Linked DNA regions of Mus musculus: region 2 is linked to region 1. Evidence: chromatin loops called from intact Hi-C (ENCODE). Cell type or tissue: heart. All regions are shown on one strand.

What was found. Peaks named below come from ENCODE experiments on the same cell type or tissue, not always from the same donor. Only the 100,000 strongest peaks of a DNase experiment are listed, where the experiment ranks them.
Region 2: a loop joins it to region 1, with 2.4 times the contacts of the local background. A loop is called at or near these places in 2 of 42 quality-filtered maps.

Annotation. Positions count from the first base shown.
Region 1 is chr6:126,844,638-126,852,637 of GRCm38, forward strand. It overlaps Ndufa9 (NADH:ubiquinone oxidoreductase subunit A9), which reads right to left and starts at 4,507. Exons shown (of 11, transcript NM_025358.3): 1 at 4,427-4,507; 2 at 154-324. The coding sequence starts at 4,475. In heart, no CTCF peak of the experiment used is centred here; a DNase peak (open chromatin) is centred at 4,504; H3K4me3 peaks cover 2,316 bases; H3K27ac peaks cover 1,731 bases.
Region 2 is chr6:127,100,667-127,108,666 of GRCm38, forward strand. It overlaps Tigar (Trp53 induced glycolysis regulatory phosphatase), which reads right to left. Exons shown (of 6, transcript NM_177003.5): 2 at 1,183-1,220. Among named protein-coding and RNA genes, the nearest start is that of Tigar, 4.9 kb to the right of the region's middle. In heart, a CTCF peak has its summit at 4,665 (motif pointing left); a DNase peak (open chromatin) is centred at 5,715; H3K4me3 peaks cover 400 bases; H3K27ac peaks cover 102 bases.

The sequences.
Region 1 (8,000 bases):
TCCTCACAATGCCAAGGCAGATAAAATTTATATAAATCTAAGATAGAAGTAACTTGTAATATCCTTAAAACAAAAGCACATGGCTTGCAGTCTCAAGTCAGACAATCCTAGTCCAAGGCATGAAGCACACTGAACTAAAAGCACTTGACTTACCAAGGTGGTTAACAACGTATCGACCCAGGAATCCTGTAGCCCCAAACACAGTGGCCACAACTCCACTGACAGATGAGCGGCCTCCTTTCCCGTGAGGTATGACAGCATGGTGAAGCTGGCGATGGGATGAGCCACAGAACACAGAAGTGGCTGCTGCAGTAATGGCAGGACCTTCAGGGAAACACCAGAGGCAGCAAACATGGCACATGTTAGCATAAAAGGTTCCTAGGAACTTGTACCTTAGGGATTTAAGTCCCGACAATATTAAACATAAATTACTATAGCATAAAATCCAGAGTAATTATATAAAGTTAGAAAGCAAATCCCATGTCCTATCAAGCCACATTATCACAAGAAAGAATTTCTGAGTAAAGTGTCTGGGTAAAGTATTTTGAGAAAGGTTTTAAAGAGGAACAACCAAGAGTAGAATCCCACAAGACACACAGAACATGCACAACTAAATAGAAGTAAGAATGAGTAAGACTGGAGTTGAGTAACAGCAAGAAAATCTGGACATGACTGAAGTTTGATGGCAAGTGAGTTGAGGTAATGATGTGGTTGGGGCAGAAGACTATTGGCATCTCAAGAGGAAAACAGGAAGAAAAAAATGCTGGGAGCTGGCTTGGCTGGTAGGGGGCCTGCTATGAAAGCAGGAAGACTGAGTGTGAATTCCTGACACTTGCATAAAAAGAGGAAAAAAAAGGAAAAAAAAAGAAAAGAGAAAAGAAAAGGAAGAAAAAGAAAAGAGAAAAGAGGAAAGACAACAGAAAAGAAAAGAAAAGAAAAGAAAAGAAAAGAAAAGAAAAGAAAAGAAAAGAAAAGAAAAGGGGAGGAAGGAAAAAGAAAAGGAAAAGCCACCCAAGCACAATGGCTGCCATGCCTTTATAACCCCAGTAACTCACTATCTCCTATAGAGAGGCTGAGAGAAGTGGATTCCTAAAGCTTGCTGCCAAGACAACATAGCCAACTCAGTGACTTCCAAGTTCAGTGAGAGATTCTGTCTCAAATCGATAAGTAATAGATAGATACACAGACAGACAGATAGGGTGGAGAGTGATTAAGGAAGAAAGCAGATATTGACCCCTGACCTTCATGTGCACACATATTCACATGTGCCCAAACACAAATATGTACACATGCCAGGGGCCTTCCCCAGCATAGGGGGTCATGGCTGGCAGGGCTGCCTGCAGAAGAAAGAAGGATGGGCAAGGGGTGTGTGTGTGTGTGCGCGCACGCGCGCACGCACTCGGGTGCGGGCTCAAAGCTGGCTGGCTGACTGACTGACTGACTGACTGACTGACTTGCAATCAAGCCGTTCCTGCTGCTCTGACTGACTACCAACCGGGTGCTTCTTTATTTATACAAGTCTCACAGAACAAAGGCGGACTAGTGATTATCTAAGTGGTACAGAATATGTTTGACTTTTCATTACATGTCCAGGGTTACAGTTTAGTTACAATTAGAAAATACTGGGATGGGATAGGAGGGTTCCGAAGGGGAAATGGGGAAGGGGATAACATTTGAAATGTAAATGCACAAAATATCTAATTTTAAAAAAAGAAAAGAAAAAGAAAATACAAACAGAACATCTTTTATTGTTATCAGCCCCATAACTCTGACTTAACAAATCTAAAGAATGTCCCCACCAGGGCTGGCTAGATGACTCAGTGGTTAAGAGCAGTGACTGCTCTTCCAGAGGTCCTGAGTTCAATTCCCAGTAACCACATGGTGGCTCACAACCACCTGTAAAGGAATCCAATGCCCTCTTCTGGTGTGTCTGAAGGCAGCTACAGTGTACTCATATGGAAGGAAGGAAGGAAGGAAGGAAGGAAGGAAGGAAGGAAGGAAGGAAGGGAGGGAGGGAGGGAGGGAGGGAGGGAGAGAGAGGGAGGGAGAGGGAGAGAGAAAGAGAGAGAAGCAAACATGTTTATTATATGACAGCCTGCTTTTAGGCTAGCAATGTTCGTAGTTTTAAAATATGCCAGACAAACAGAAAATACCTGAAACGATCTTTTTGTGAATAGAAAATACTAATACCTAACGTCTATTAGTATATGTTTTATCATCTATGCTATAAAGTAGGAAAAGTTTATTTTAGTCTATCTTATTTACTTAGTTTTACTCCTCCAGGGCTGTACCCTGTACAAGCCCCTATCTTTAAACTACATTTTCAGAGAACTCTAAGAATATAAGAAGAAGAGAGCTTGAGTCTGTAAACTATTCACCTGGCCCGTCAGTTTATCAACTGTCTCTGTTTGCCCTGCATCAATTACAGTTTGAGTTATCTCAGGGGCAGACACCCCCCAAGCAGGTTCCTGGAGTAATGGCCTCATCTAGCTATGTGCTTATCTGTGCTTAATGATCCCCAGGGCATAAAGAAGACTTCTAAATGGTGGCCAGTCTTTTTGGGATTTTCCTAAAAAGGCTCAGGAAATGACATAAAACGAATCTCAGGAAAATGAAACATGATGGAGAAAGTCCCCAAGGATGCACTATGCAGAGATCAAAACCCAAAAAGCTAGAGATTGAAGGACAGTGATTGTAGCAATCTGCTCAGCTTTGCTGGAACTGTGTCAAACAACAATGCTGGCATCATGAGTCTTGCCATTTCCAGTGGATATGGTTGTGCCATACACATATATACTCTCTTACCCTAAAGAAATATCCATACAGAAAAGAAGAAGATAAACAGAAGGAGTACAGTTTTGATGTCAAAAAACAACAAACAAAAAAACACCGAAAATGGATCTTTAGGGAGGGGCTGGTGAGAATGCAAATGATGCACTAAGAAGCAGGGCACCCTGGGGCAGCCCTGGCCTCATCTAAAACTGTTAAGAGAGTGTCGTTATGTAATCGGGTTACTCCAGAACTCCCTATGTAGCCCTAACTGCCTTTGAACCCACAATGATCCTCCTGCCTCTGTGTCTTAAGCACTGAGGTTACAGGTGTGAGCTACCATGTCTTTCTGTCTTATAAAATCCTACTCTAAAGCTCCTTTGATGTTCATTTACAGTAAATAAAAAAGACTGGGGTACAGGAACAGCTGACTCCCTAATTAGCAGCTGTTGGACTATCTCTTGCTATTCTGATTATCTGAGCAGAAGACTATCAATCAGCCCTAATGGCAGCACCAGAAACCCTGAATATCAATCACATGGATGCCTTGGGGAAACTACATGAACCAAGCAGCCCTGACTCCTGAAAGCCCCTCCTCGGCCAGGTCACCTCAAACAGTTTGTCCCAGATTTTTATGCTGTTACAACCCAATTCTAGATGACCCTGTACTCATTTCTGAGGTTAGAGAACATGCACAGAGGGCCAACTGTGACTGGTACTAAAGAGGATAGGCTGTGATTGCTCCAAATATCCCTTCTCTGCCTATCTAGCGAGTCTCCCGGGAGACCCTCTTCTGTGCTGTTTTTCCCTGTAGTGTGGCAGAGGGCCTAATAAAAAACTTCTTGGGAATGGCCATGTTTTGTCTACTTTCAGTAGTGTGGGCTCAGTTGGGGACATGAAGAAAGAAGCAATGGACATGGCAAAGAAGTGGTGATGGCTTTAGCAATGGCATAAGGACATCTGACCCCAGCTTAGCGTCTGTTGGAATTTCCTGCTCCCACTACCCTAAGAACAAAAGCTCTTCTACGTGGTCTGACATGAAGCGATTTTGAGAATGACTTGACATTCTGTAACGAGTTTTTTAAAAACACACTATGGAAAACTGTAAGTGAAGCGGGCATGTTTGTGGCGTGGAGAGTGGAAGGGCCGTGAACTGTAACGACTGAATGCTTTGCCTCCCTTGATCTGCAGGTGCAAATGCATGGTTTCGATTTGAGGGCTGTGAACACATTCAATCACGACAGAAGAGTAAATAAACAACGCTGACAAATTCTAAGCGGTCCTTCACTTTTCTTTCCACCCAGCTCCCGACTCTCCACAACCATCTCTCGCTGCTGCAGTCCCTACCGCCACAACCTGACATCTGTGGCGCGGATTCTGATTTCCAGTGCGATCACCACCATGAAGTCAATCGATGTCCTGCCGTCCAAGCCCCCTTTCCCCTGGATAAGTACTCTCTTGGACCGCAACCTTCCCCACAATCCACGCACTATCTCGAACCTGTCAGTGTCCGGGTTCTCCTCGTCCCTCCCAGCTCCTCCAGCTCTCCGTCCCCTTGCCGAGTGCAGTTTCACACATGAGCCAAGAGTATGAGGAAGAAAGGTCATGTTCCCGTCGCCGAATGCAACCCCAAGACCCGGTCCCCGGTGACACTTACGTGACATTGGAAGCGCTCTAACAACCCGAAAGCGGACGGCGGCCGCCATCTTCTCCCACAATGCCTCACGGCCGGTGCTTCCGCCAACTACGGCAACAACGCGGGGTCAAATGGTATCTCAAGGACCTCTCTGCGCAAACGCCAACTGGGAACGGAAGTGGCAGGTTGATGGTTGATAAGAGAGCCTGGGAGTAAAAGCAGAGGAGAGAAAAAGAAAAAGAGGAGGAGAAGGCAGGGGAAAATACAGTCCCGGTTTTGGAATGGGTTGTGAAGACCACCTGATATTTCCGGGGAATCTGCATTTCAGAGTTAACCAAGGACTGACTCAAGGGCATGCAAAATGGCCAGCTTTCAAAGACCCTTTTTCTATGGGCTAATTACCAAAAAGAGTCAGACAGCTCTGCAGGGGTAAGAAGGAAGGGTGCCCCTGCACTCAAGGAGTTGCACGGAGGAAAAAGGTGTAATAGGGTCTGCGTACAGTGTACAAGTGGGGGAGTTAAATAGAAATGCAGAGGCGCCCCCACCCTAAGCCCCTCGCACGCCAACGCCGCCAGGAACATCCTTTTGCAGGGCGTTAGTGTTCACTGTCCCCTTTCATAGAATGCATACTTAGATGTCTGCACCAATTCAATTCCACTCATAGATGACCTCACCAGGGACTTCTGATCACCTTTTCCAACGCGGTGATCAGTCTCTGTGTCGTGAATTTGATTGGCTGGGGTTTATGTGTTTGTTCGGTCGTGAATTTTGTTTATTGAAGCACACTCATCACTAACTGAATTATGAAACGAGAAGTTCTATTTTTGGAATTTTTGAGACAGGGTCTCCCTTTGAAGTCCTAGTTGGCTTCGAACTTGTGGTACAGCTCTCTGCTTCAGGTAGGAGTCACCACCCTGGGCTGATCCAGAGATTTATAAATGGTTTTGAAACGTGAATCACCTGAAATGTGATATAAAATCGCATGCTATGCTTGACATTCAACATATTTTTCTTATGGAAAAACTGCTGGCTTTACCCAGAGCAGCTTTTTTAAAAACTGGGCCTCTTTGAAAATCTGTGTTGTTCTGCAAAGATTTACCTGGAGCCTCGGGATGTTCTGAGAAAATAGAACCACTTGCATTTAAAAATCTTTTTTCAGGCTCTGGTGGTCCCTGCCTATAATCCCAGCTCTTGGAAGGCAGGGACAGGAGGATAGGGAGATCCAGGCCAGCCTAGGTGACCTTGTCTCAAATTTTAAAAAATTAAAAAACTTGATTCCAGTCATCCTCTAGCTATACCTGAGTAAAAGACATGGGCTTGCAAACTGAAGTTCCCAGAAAGAAGCTGCAAGTTCTGAACTTTCTAGAAAGGCTGATTAATTGATTAAAACTGTAATAATAATAATAGAGAAAGGAGTGTTGCAGATCCAAGATTACCCTGGGCTATCCTTAGCCCTCTAAATAGCCATTTATTATCCACCTTTGTGTGTGCCCTATCGTCTTTGTGACCATCACCTGAAAACATTTTAATATATTTATTCACTTTACATCCCAATGTCAGTCCCCTCCCCTTTCTCCTCCCAGTTCCCCCTCACGAAGATCCTACCCCCATTCTCCCCTTCTCCTTTGAGAAGGGGGTGTTCCCCTCTGAGTATCACCCCCACCCCCACACATCTAGTCACTGCAGGCACATCCTTTCTCACCTCGCCGAGGCCAGACAAGGCCAAGGCAGCCCAGTTAGGGGCATGGGATCCACAGGCAGGCAGGCAGGCAAGCAGGCAGGCAGGCAGGCAGGCAGGCAGCAGATTCAAGGACAAGTCTCTAGTTGGGGAAACCATATGAAGACCAAGCTGCACATCTGCTACATATATTCTGGCACATGCTTGCTCTTTGGTTGGTGGTTCAGTCTCTGGGAGCCCCCAAGGGTTCAGGGTAGTTGACTTTGTTGGTCTTCCTGTGGTACCCCTGTCCTCTTTGGGCTGAAACCCTTTGGGGTCTTTAAGGGGATCATTAGCTGCTACTAACCCAGAAGCTGAGACTATCATCAGATAGCCTTTAAGGTCCATACATCTCAGGTGTCTCCTGATTTATTAGAAGATCCCACCTTGCCCACCTGATGTTTCTACACATGGATTTGAAAAGTGTTTACTTGTAATTCTCTTTGTTCTGTTACTACAAGAACTTTTCACTGTTGGACAATGGAATTTGGGGTAACCTTGATTTGGCTATCCATATTTGACTCCATTATAAACTACCTCTTGTCCCCTTTGAGGGGACTAACCCTATGAAACATACCTTAGATTTATCAATAAACTGCCTAGTTTGGCGGAGTCATTCTCAACTTGGTAATTTTTCACATGCTTAGTGGTAGAAGTGTTCATTGTTCATCTCCAGGAGGAGAGTACATTGCTGAGAAAGGCAGCTATCTAGTAATGAGTAGGAACTGCTTGTGACTAGGATAGGAAGGCCCGTATACCCCCTGCTGTAGTTCCCTTTTTTGTTTTGTTTTTTTTTTTTTTTGTTTTTTGTTTTTTGTTTTGTTTTTGTTTTTTTGAGATAGGGTTTCTCTGTGTAGCCCTGGCGATCCTGGAACTCTGTAGATCAGGCTGGCCTTGAACTCAGAAATCCACCTGCCTCTGCCTCCCAAGTACTGGGATTAAAGGCACCACCACTGCCCGACCCCTTTTTACTTTGAGACAGTGTTTCCCTAAAATGTTGAGGCTGACCTTGAACTTCAGTTCTCCTGAGTAGTTGAGACACTGTGATTTCAGGTCTTCACCTCTGGGCCCAGCTGACCCAGTATTGATGAGAATTGCCATTTATCCAATTGAACTAGAAAAGAAGCCCTTTTACTCTGAAGCTCAGTAATGCCCAATTGCCTTGCATTTCTTGGCCTCCTTCTTTCTTGACTAGAGCTCAGAATTTGCTAGCCCCTGATTCTGAGATTGATATAAATATTATGGTACTCTCCAAGTTCTGATAAATTGACATATCCCATTCCCATTTTGCACATGCCTCATAACCTAGGAAGTAAGTATATCACTTACCAACTCTGGGTCAAGCACTTTTGGTCTCAAGGTGTCATAGTTGAAAGAGCACTGATTTTAATACCTGGAGTATTTTATCCAGTTCAACACCTAACTGGGAAACAGATGCCTGCTGCTTGCCTCAAATGATTATTAATAGGCTCAGGTGACTAAATGATATAAAGAACCTTGGTCACCTGCAAAAAGCTGTCAGCCAGCCAGTGTGCCTGCCTCTTCAAACATCAGGGAAGTACACAGATGCAGTGTGTCTGAGCTGCAAAGGCTCTGGCAGAAGCCAACAAGCCTACTTTTTTTTCTAAGATGAGAACGATCCATAATAAAAGTTGGTAGTTGGCAAATGGCTTTATTGAAGGATACCAATATCCAGTTGCTTTTGAATCTGTTCGGGTTTTTGTTGGTTTTGATTTTGTGTTTGGTTTGGGGTTTTTTGGTTTGGAGTGGGTGTGGTGTGTTGTTTTTCACCTTTGTTGGAACTTTGTTCCTTGGTTAGACTGTTTTTGGGCCAGGCATGGTGGCTTGTGCCAGTGACAAAGCCAGCAGCAACAACGA
Region 2 (8,000 bases), 260 kb after region 1:
GCCAGCATCAGCCAGCCCGGGGTCCAGCATCAGCCAGCCCGAGAGCTTTCTTCCCGAGCTACATGCTCAGCTCAACAAGCTGATGAAAGCAGAAACAGAGCAAGTTCCGGGAGAAAACCATCAGTGCAGACGTGTGCCTGCACTGACTGAGAGTGCTTTCCCACCTACATATACCAACCAATATCAGAAGGAAGGGACAGACTGCTGCCAGCTAGGGACCGTGCTTGGAGACTTATGTTTTACTATTTCTGTAAGTTATGGATGTCTGTGTCAGGGTATGTGCATTTGACTGTAAGTTCTGTAGAGGCCAGAAGAGGGGGGTCAGAGACCCCCTGGAGATCAGATCTGGAACCGGAGTTAAAAGTGGTTGTGGGTCACCAGTCTGGGTACTGGGGACCAAACTGGGGTTCTCTGTAAAAGCAATACCCTTTCTCAACCACTAAGCCATCTCACCACCCCACAGACTGTGTGGGAATCTGTTTGTTTTTAAAAGGGGGGCAGAGGGAGACCAGTGAGCATCCAACTTACAAAGTCCGGAGACCAACCAACTTAAAGATGGATGTGAATGCAGTTGTGGTTACTCACGTTCCAGAGCAGTTGGCTTTGACAAGCAAAGCAAAGGGCCACCCCACAGCAGAGGGAATGACAAGCCAACCAAAGGGCCATCCCACAGCAGAGGGAATCTCATCGTTAGTACAGAAATCAGAGTAACTGTTTAGGAAAGTGCTAATGCGAGCCTGTAAATGTCTTATTTCCTAATATAAAATCATTCTTTACAGCCTAAACTAACCTTGCAGTCTTTGTATAGTGCAGATACTGGCCTCAAACAGAGATCCTCCTGCCTCAGGCATCTGCCTGCTGGGATGACTGGCACGTGCCACCTGGCTTTAATCTTGTCAAATCGTGACTGTGGTCCTTAAGAACCCACCCAAGGCGACTTTTCAGTGACTGGCCCCCGTGAGGGTCTGCGTAGAGACACTATTGGAGCTACCCGTGCACGTCATGCCCACTTTAGAGACTTCTGTTCCTTCGAGTGACCTACCGTTTTAGTCCAATTCTATGGTAGCCTCACCCCCTAACCCCAATCCAATTCAACTCAATTACAATGCCGCCTGCCTCCCCTCGCCCCCACCAAGTCATTAACAGTGAAGCAGAACTGGGCAATAATCGGATGAGACCAACCTTGAATGATTTTCTCCTTATTAAGTCTTGTTTCACCACTGAAATAAAAAAGAAAAGAAAAAAAAGTTACCAAATTATTTTTGAAAAGAGAAAAGAAAAAAAAAATCGAAGAGCAATGAGATTCATGACAAATCTTAACCTTGCAAATCTAATTATTTCCTTTCCAATTTTCCACCCCAACTCTTGAATTCCAAATCAAGCCACCCCTAGAGCAAATGTAAATGGGTCAGGAAATCAATGTTAAATGAACTGCTGGAGGAAAAAGCTATTAAAAATGCAGCTTTATTTATGATGAGGCAGCCTTGGTACGGTAATCGTGCTGACCGAGCAGGATCACTTCAGGGCAGCAGGCCCGGAACCAGGGTGGCCATCTGTGAGCTGCTGCCCTGAAGAAGCACGTGACAGGTGTGAACATGGAAAGAGACCCTTAGCACCCAGAACTGACCCTGGTCCTGGAATGGAGGTAGTCATACTGTGCGGTAGCTATGGCCACCTTGCAGACCAACTGTGTGCCGAACTCAGTGCGGTTACCCTTTGAGGAATTAAAAAAATCAAAGCAATCCCAATCCTAAAGCTAGCAGAAGACCAACAGGACTGACTGGAAAGATTTCCAGGAAATAAATGGGTAAACTGAGGCTGGAGGACAGCGGTGAGAGGGAGCCACATGGGCAAGCCTAGATGGCAGGTTAGATCTAGGATAAAAGTCACCAAGCAGGGCTAGGAGGGTGGTCAGTTGGTAAAGTGATCACCACACAGGGCGAGCTGCGATCTCAGCACTGTGGAGGAAGCTGGGCATGGCGACAAGTGCCTGCCTGTAATCGCGGCACTGCCCATCTCTGGCCTCCACACGCAGCGACTCTTAATAAAGTTCATTCCCTAAAAACAAACACAGATCTGGCTAAGAGACACCAAGAAGGGCTGGAGAGATGGCTAGTGAGTAAAGGAACTGTTGCTCTCCGGGAGGACCAGGGATCCATTCTTAGCACCCTCATGGTGGCTCTCAACTCAGTCCCAGAGGATCTAATACCCTCTCTTCTGACCTCGACAGACATCAGGCACACATGTGACACATACATACATACACATACACACACACACACACACACACACACACACACACACTCAAGTGTATCAGGCAAAACATTCATATACATTTAAAAACAAACAAACCACAAAGCTTGTGTGGTAAGAGAACAACCTCCACAATAAAGGACTGGAAGGCAAGGTGTGAAATAAGATTCAAGTGCTAACTCCTTAGAAAGGAGGGGTATAAAAAACATCCGGACCCGTACACAGAAACACTGGAAGAATTATATTAATAGGTCCAGGCAAGGTGACACATGCCTTTTCCGGCATGGCCTAGGGAGGGACAGAATGACATGGTTCCTGCCCCTGGGACAGGGCCAGCAGGCATGGCTGCTTTGGGCAAGGCTTGCTTGTATAATAATGTACAAATTTTCATGTTCCTCCTTCGAAGAACGTCCTTCCTGTTAATGTTAAGGACCCCAGTCCAGAAGGCAAAGGTGTGGCTAATAGTGGTAAACCCTAAGGCTGTAGGAAAGAACTCTAAAAACATGGGTTCGAAAATAGGTAATTTCTCAAAAAGGAAGGATGTAACATGAATTAAATGAGGGGCTTCACGAAACTAAAGGAACTAAAGCAGTTGTGCTGTGAGCCAACTTGTCAGAAAGGTACTTTTCTGTTTATGCTTACAAAGGCAGGCAGATAGCTAAATTCAGGGTTGGCCTAAGACAGAGCAAGGTTAGGCCAAGGTGTGGTAAAAATGCTAATTCCAGGACAGGGTCCCACCTAGCTAGTTAATGCTCTGGGCTTATCAGAAGCAGGCAGACCTCTGCATTCCTTTGCCAAGTTAAAAAGAAAATGTGTGCTCCTTGCCTCCAAAAGAATCAGGGGGCAGGGATCTCTGGATGCTGATTCACAGGATAATCAAAAAGGAACCTAGAATAAATGACGGGATTGATATGTAAAGTTAAACACTGGGCTTGTGATCCGCAAGAGATGAGCTATCCAGAATCTTTTTTAGAATAGCAAGAGAACTGCTGGGAGAGCTGTCTCTAGCAGAAAATAGAGAGCTGCCTGGAGAAAGCAGAACAGAGAGAAAGCCTGCTGGAAAGTTCTGCCGTGACGGGCCACCAGCTTGGACCCAGGACTTCGAGTCATTTGTTTTCACCACTCCCAGACACCCCTTCTCTCAGAACCCCCCTCTCTCTCCAAGGCCAGGCTGGTTCTTGTCATTCAAGGGGCAGTTCCAGCCAAGTGGAACTTTGTGAGTTCAAGGCCAGCCTGAACTACAAAGTGAGTTCCAGCCAAAGCTACACAGGGAGTATCTGTCTCAAAAACAAAATAAAGTTGTTTTCTTGTTTAAGCGAGAAAAGTATAGTGGTAGAACACTTGCTAACCATGCAAGGCCTCAGGCTCAATACTGAACATGGCAAAATAAACTAAGCAACTAAAATACAAAGAAGTAAATAAATATGGTCTCATATGGGGAGAGGAATAGGAACAAGGAGAATTGTTTTGGTTCCTAAACATACAGATATTTTTTTAAAATGTATGATTACATAAATGAAATTACTGTGTTTGGAACCGTTTAGGCCTTGGCAAAGGCAAGACGACTGATGGCCCACTATTAAAAGAGTTCCTATATATAGTACAGCAGCATCTTAAGAAACAGGCACCAAAAAAAAAAGCATTAACCTCTGACATACAGAAAGGTCTGCTGGCAGAAGGCTGGGCTGCGCAAGCTGGTGTTCCTAATCTAGGGAGAGAAATTGTGCCCTGGGCTCACTTCCTATCTCAGCTTTAAAACCTTCCTGATACCAATAAAAACTGCCTCCTGCCGGCTCATGGCTCAGCACTTGGGAGGGGGAGAAAGAAAAACTGTGTGAGTTCAAGGCCAGCCTAGGCTACAAATCAAGTTCCAGGCTACCTCAGGCCACTCAGCAAGACCTGCTCCAACGACCAAATGCTGCTGTTTGGTAACACAGCCTGTAAGTCTAGCAACTGGGAGATGGAGGCAGGAGGATCAGAGGCTGGAGGATCCAGAGTTCAAGGTCATCCAAGTGGCACAGTACCTCTGAGATCAGCCTGGCCTACAGAAGACCTGTCTCCAAAATCTAAAGAAATAAAACGGAATCGCTTTAAGTAGAAGTAATATCCTCCCAATTAACTCCCAGCAAGAGGCAAAGCAGCACCCTCACTGGGCACATTTAACATCAGGGATGGGGCAGGGGGCAAGGGAGATGGCTCAGTTGGGAGGTAAATTGCTCCCCATACAAGCACGAGTACCTGGGTTTTATACCTGAAGTAAAAACGTGTGGGGAGCTCGAGCCAGTCAGCCTAACACAATCAGAAACCTCCAGAACCAGTGAAAGACCCGGGCTCAAAAAATTAGGTGGAGGGGCTAGAGGCTGGTGACTCACAACCATCAGTAACTCCATTTCTGGGGAATCTGCTGCCCTCTTCTGGCCTCTTGGGGGACTGCATGCACATGACACACAGACATTCCTTCATGCAAAACAGCGATGCACATAAAATATAAGTAAATCTTTATCATTTTATAAAAAAAAAAAAGGTGGAGAGTGATCACTCACACACACACACACACACACACACACGAGAAAATTACTAATTTTGTCACTCCAACATTTTGCAGATAGCACTGAGAGTGAAATCTCTCCATAATATGGGCAGTGGCCTTTCTTTTGAACACACACTGAAAAGAATCCAAGTGACAGGATAGTTTTGCAAAGGCACTGCCCCACATCTAGTGATTCTGTTCATTAAGAGGTAAAAACAAAAGTGGATGCGATATAGTGAACAATTTCCTTCAGCTGTAGGTTGATCCCTGCTGGGGCTGGAGACAGATGTTCAGTGGGGAAGAGTGCTTGCTCTGTAAGAACTGAGCTGAGATCCAGGTGTTACATAAATGGCAAGGTATATGTCTGAACCTGGGTGCTGGTGGCTGGGGAGAGAGGCAGGAGGGTCATTGGGACATGCTGGCTGCCAAATTAGCTTCAGGCTCAGTGAATTACTGAAGTCTCCCCACCTACATATATGCTTAATACACTCCTAACATACACACACACACACACACACACACACACACACACACACATACACACACCCCTGCTACCTTTTAGCATCTAGCAGGCAGTTTTGAACTCAAGCCACGTTATAAATATTCAAAGATTACATAACCCAAAATAGAACTGTTTCCCCAAAACCTGTGTAAATATTTAGTATTGCAGCTTTTAGCAGCTTTAAAGGGTATCCATAAATCCTTGAGGCAGGTGTTTAAAGCTAGTTTAGGGGATGGGCAAGGCTAAACAAGCCCTTGGCTAGGGAACCAGAGAAGGAGGCGGCTGTGGAAAGGTCAGAGCGATGTATTTGGAGTGGAGGATGCATCGCTCATTTTCAAATTCTGCAGGGTGATCCATTTCCAAAACAGAACACCAGGCTCCACAGAAGTCTAGACACTTATGCCAAGAGCTGAAGTCTCATGACCTGCCATTTATAGGCCCTGTGTGGGGGGGAGGTGTGAGCATGGGACACCATGGGGGACACACAAGACACAAGCAGGCCTCGCTCAGGCTGTAGGTTACCCTTTGCTGTTACTTAAAAGCAAGTCCCTTGGCTCAAGTTTACATACTTAATCCCTTGTTAGATCCTTATAAAGATTCCGACTCAATAATTGACAGCTTCAAGCTATCCACAGCCGAGAAGCCGACCTTTGTGGGAAATTAGCACATTTCTGGGGTTTTCAGCACATTTATTCCAGTGTGTAAATTACCGCCTCACCTGATACCACCTGACCTTTTACCAACCATTTCAATTGCAAATACAGATTCAAAGGCTAGTCCCAGAGGAAAAAATAATAATAATAAAAAAATGGAAGTAAAATGGTGTTGCAAGTGACTAACTATAAACCCAAAAGCTCAAGAGAATCCAGGCCTCTGTGGCTGTCAGGTACGAACACTCACCCAGCCTCCCTGGGTTGGGTTACAATGCTGCAACTTTCATGAGAAATTACAGTTCAATACAAACAAGAGACAAGAGGCTTGGAATCCAGCCGGGCAGTGGTGGCGCATGCCTTTAATCCCAGCGGGAGGCAGAGGCCAGCATGGTCTACAGAGTGAGTTCCAGGACAGCCAGGGCTACACAGAGAAACCCCGTCTCAAACAAACAAACAAACAAACAAACAAGCAAACAAACAAACAAACAAAAACTTGGAATCCAGGTGTTCTGGTCCAAAAATGACCACCTCCATTTCAAAATAAGACAAACAAAAACAATGGAGAGATGACTCAGCAACTTGAGCACTGACTGCTCTTCCATAGGACCCAGGTTCAATTCCCAGCACCCACGTGGCAGGCTAACAAATGTCCAGAGCTCCAATTCTAGGAGATCTGACCCCCTCTTCTTGCCTCTGTGGGCACCAGGAACACACATGCTACACAGACATACATGCAAACACCTATACTCATAAAATTAATTGATTACTAGAATATTTAAAACATGACAAATTAGGATACACATAAAATTCCATGAAGGATTTGGTTAGACACAAAAAAAAAAATTGCTTTAAATTTGTCTTGCATTATAGTACAGCCCAATGTAATTAGCCAACTTTCCCATGAGTTGTTAGATTTACCTATGGTGACTACCAGTCAAATGTGAAAGCATGTTTGTTCTTGAACCAACCAGGCTTCTATCTGTCACAAGTCCAACAGAAAGAGGAAACCTGGGATGACCATGCCAGGACAGCAGCTAGCCACAGCCCTGTCTATTTCAACATACTAGTCTTCCTGTGTCTAAAAGAGAATAAAACTTTGAGACAGGATTCCACTATGTTCCTCTGGCTGCTAATGTAGACCAGGCTGGCCTTCAACTCTTCTACCTACTGACTGCTGGGGTTTTAAGTATGCTGCCACAACTGTTGAAGAAACCTATTCTTACTACCCACTAAAATTAGACCAGGTGATATTTCCAAGTGACCTTCGAACACTAGGCTTTAAGATAACCAAGAAGCAGAGAATAGTGGGTTAATTTGCTCTGGTTCAAATACTTGCCCCACAACTTTAAGTTCCCTGGAGTCTGACTCCCCTTACTCTCCAGTGAATCACAGATACTCCATATTCACACAGATATTGCCCGTTAAGAATCTAAGTAGGGGGCGGGCGGTGGTGGCGCACGCCTTTAATCCTAGCACTTGGGAGGCAGAGACAGGCGGATTTCTGAGTTCAAGGCCAGCCTGGACTATAAAGTGAGTTCCAGGACAGCCAAGACTACAGAGAAACCCTGTCTCGAAAAACCAAAAAAAAAAAAAAAAAAAAAATCTAAGTAGGGATCGTTTCCCAGCAGGGTCTACATTGAAAAGAGGACAAGGGGGTTCATGTTCCTTTAGTGCTCCCAATAAAGCGGTATCATCTCCCGGAACATTCTAGAAAGCACAGGGACACAGAAAGACACAGGGAACCAGAGTTCTAATTTAGCCACTAAAATCCCTGAATCCTAAAGGTCCACTTCACATGATGCTGGAGACCATCTTCCTATAAAGAGGAAGCTGGACAGAAAAAGCATGCGTTGAAGAAGGTCGCCACAAGGTTCAAACGCTGTCAGCGTTCCTGTGAGCCCTATGAAGCCGGAAACGGTAATCAGTCCCGCTCCGAGAAGCTGTTCTGATAAGCCCTGACTACACAGGTGAGACTCAGCTGCTTTTTATCTGAGCTTTGCTTACAGAAGAACACGTTATTTAATTCTCGGGCATATTTCTTCCTCTCTGCTCCATGTGCTCC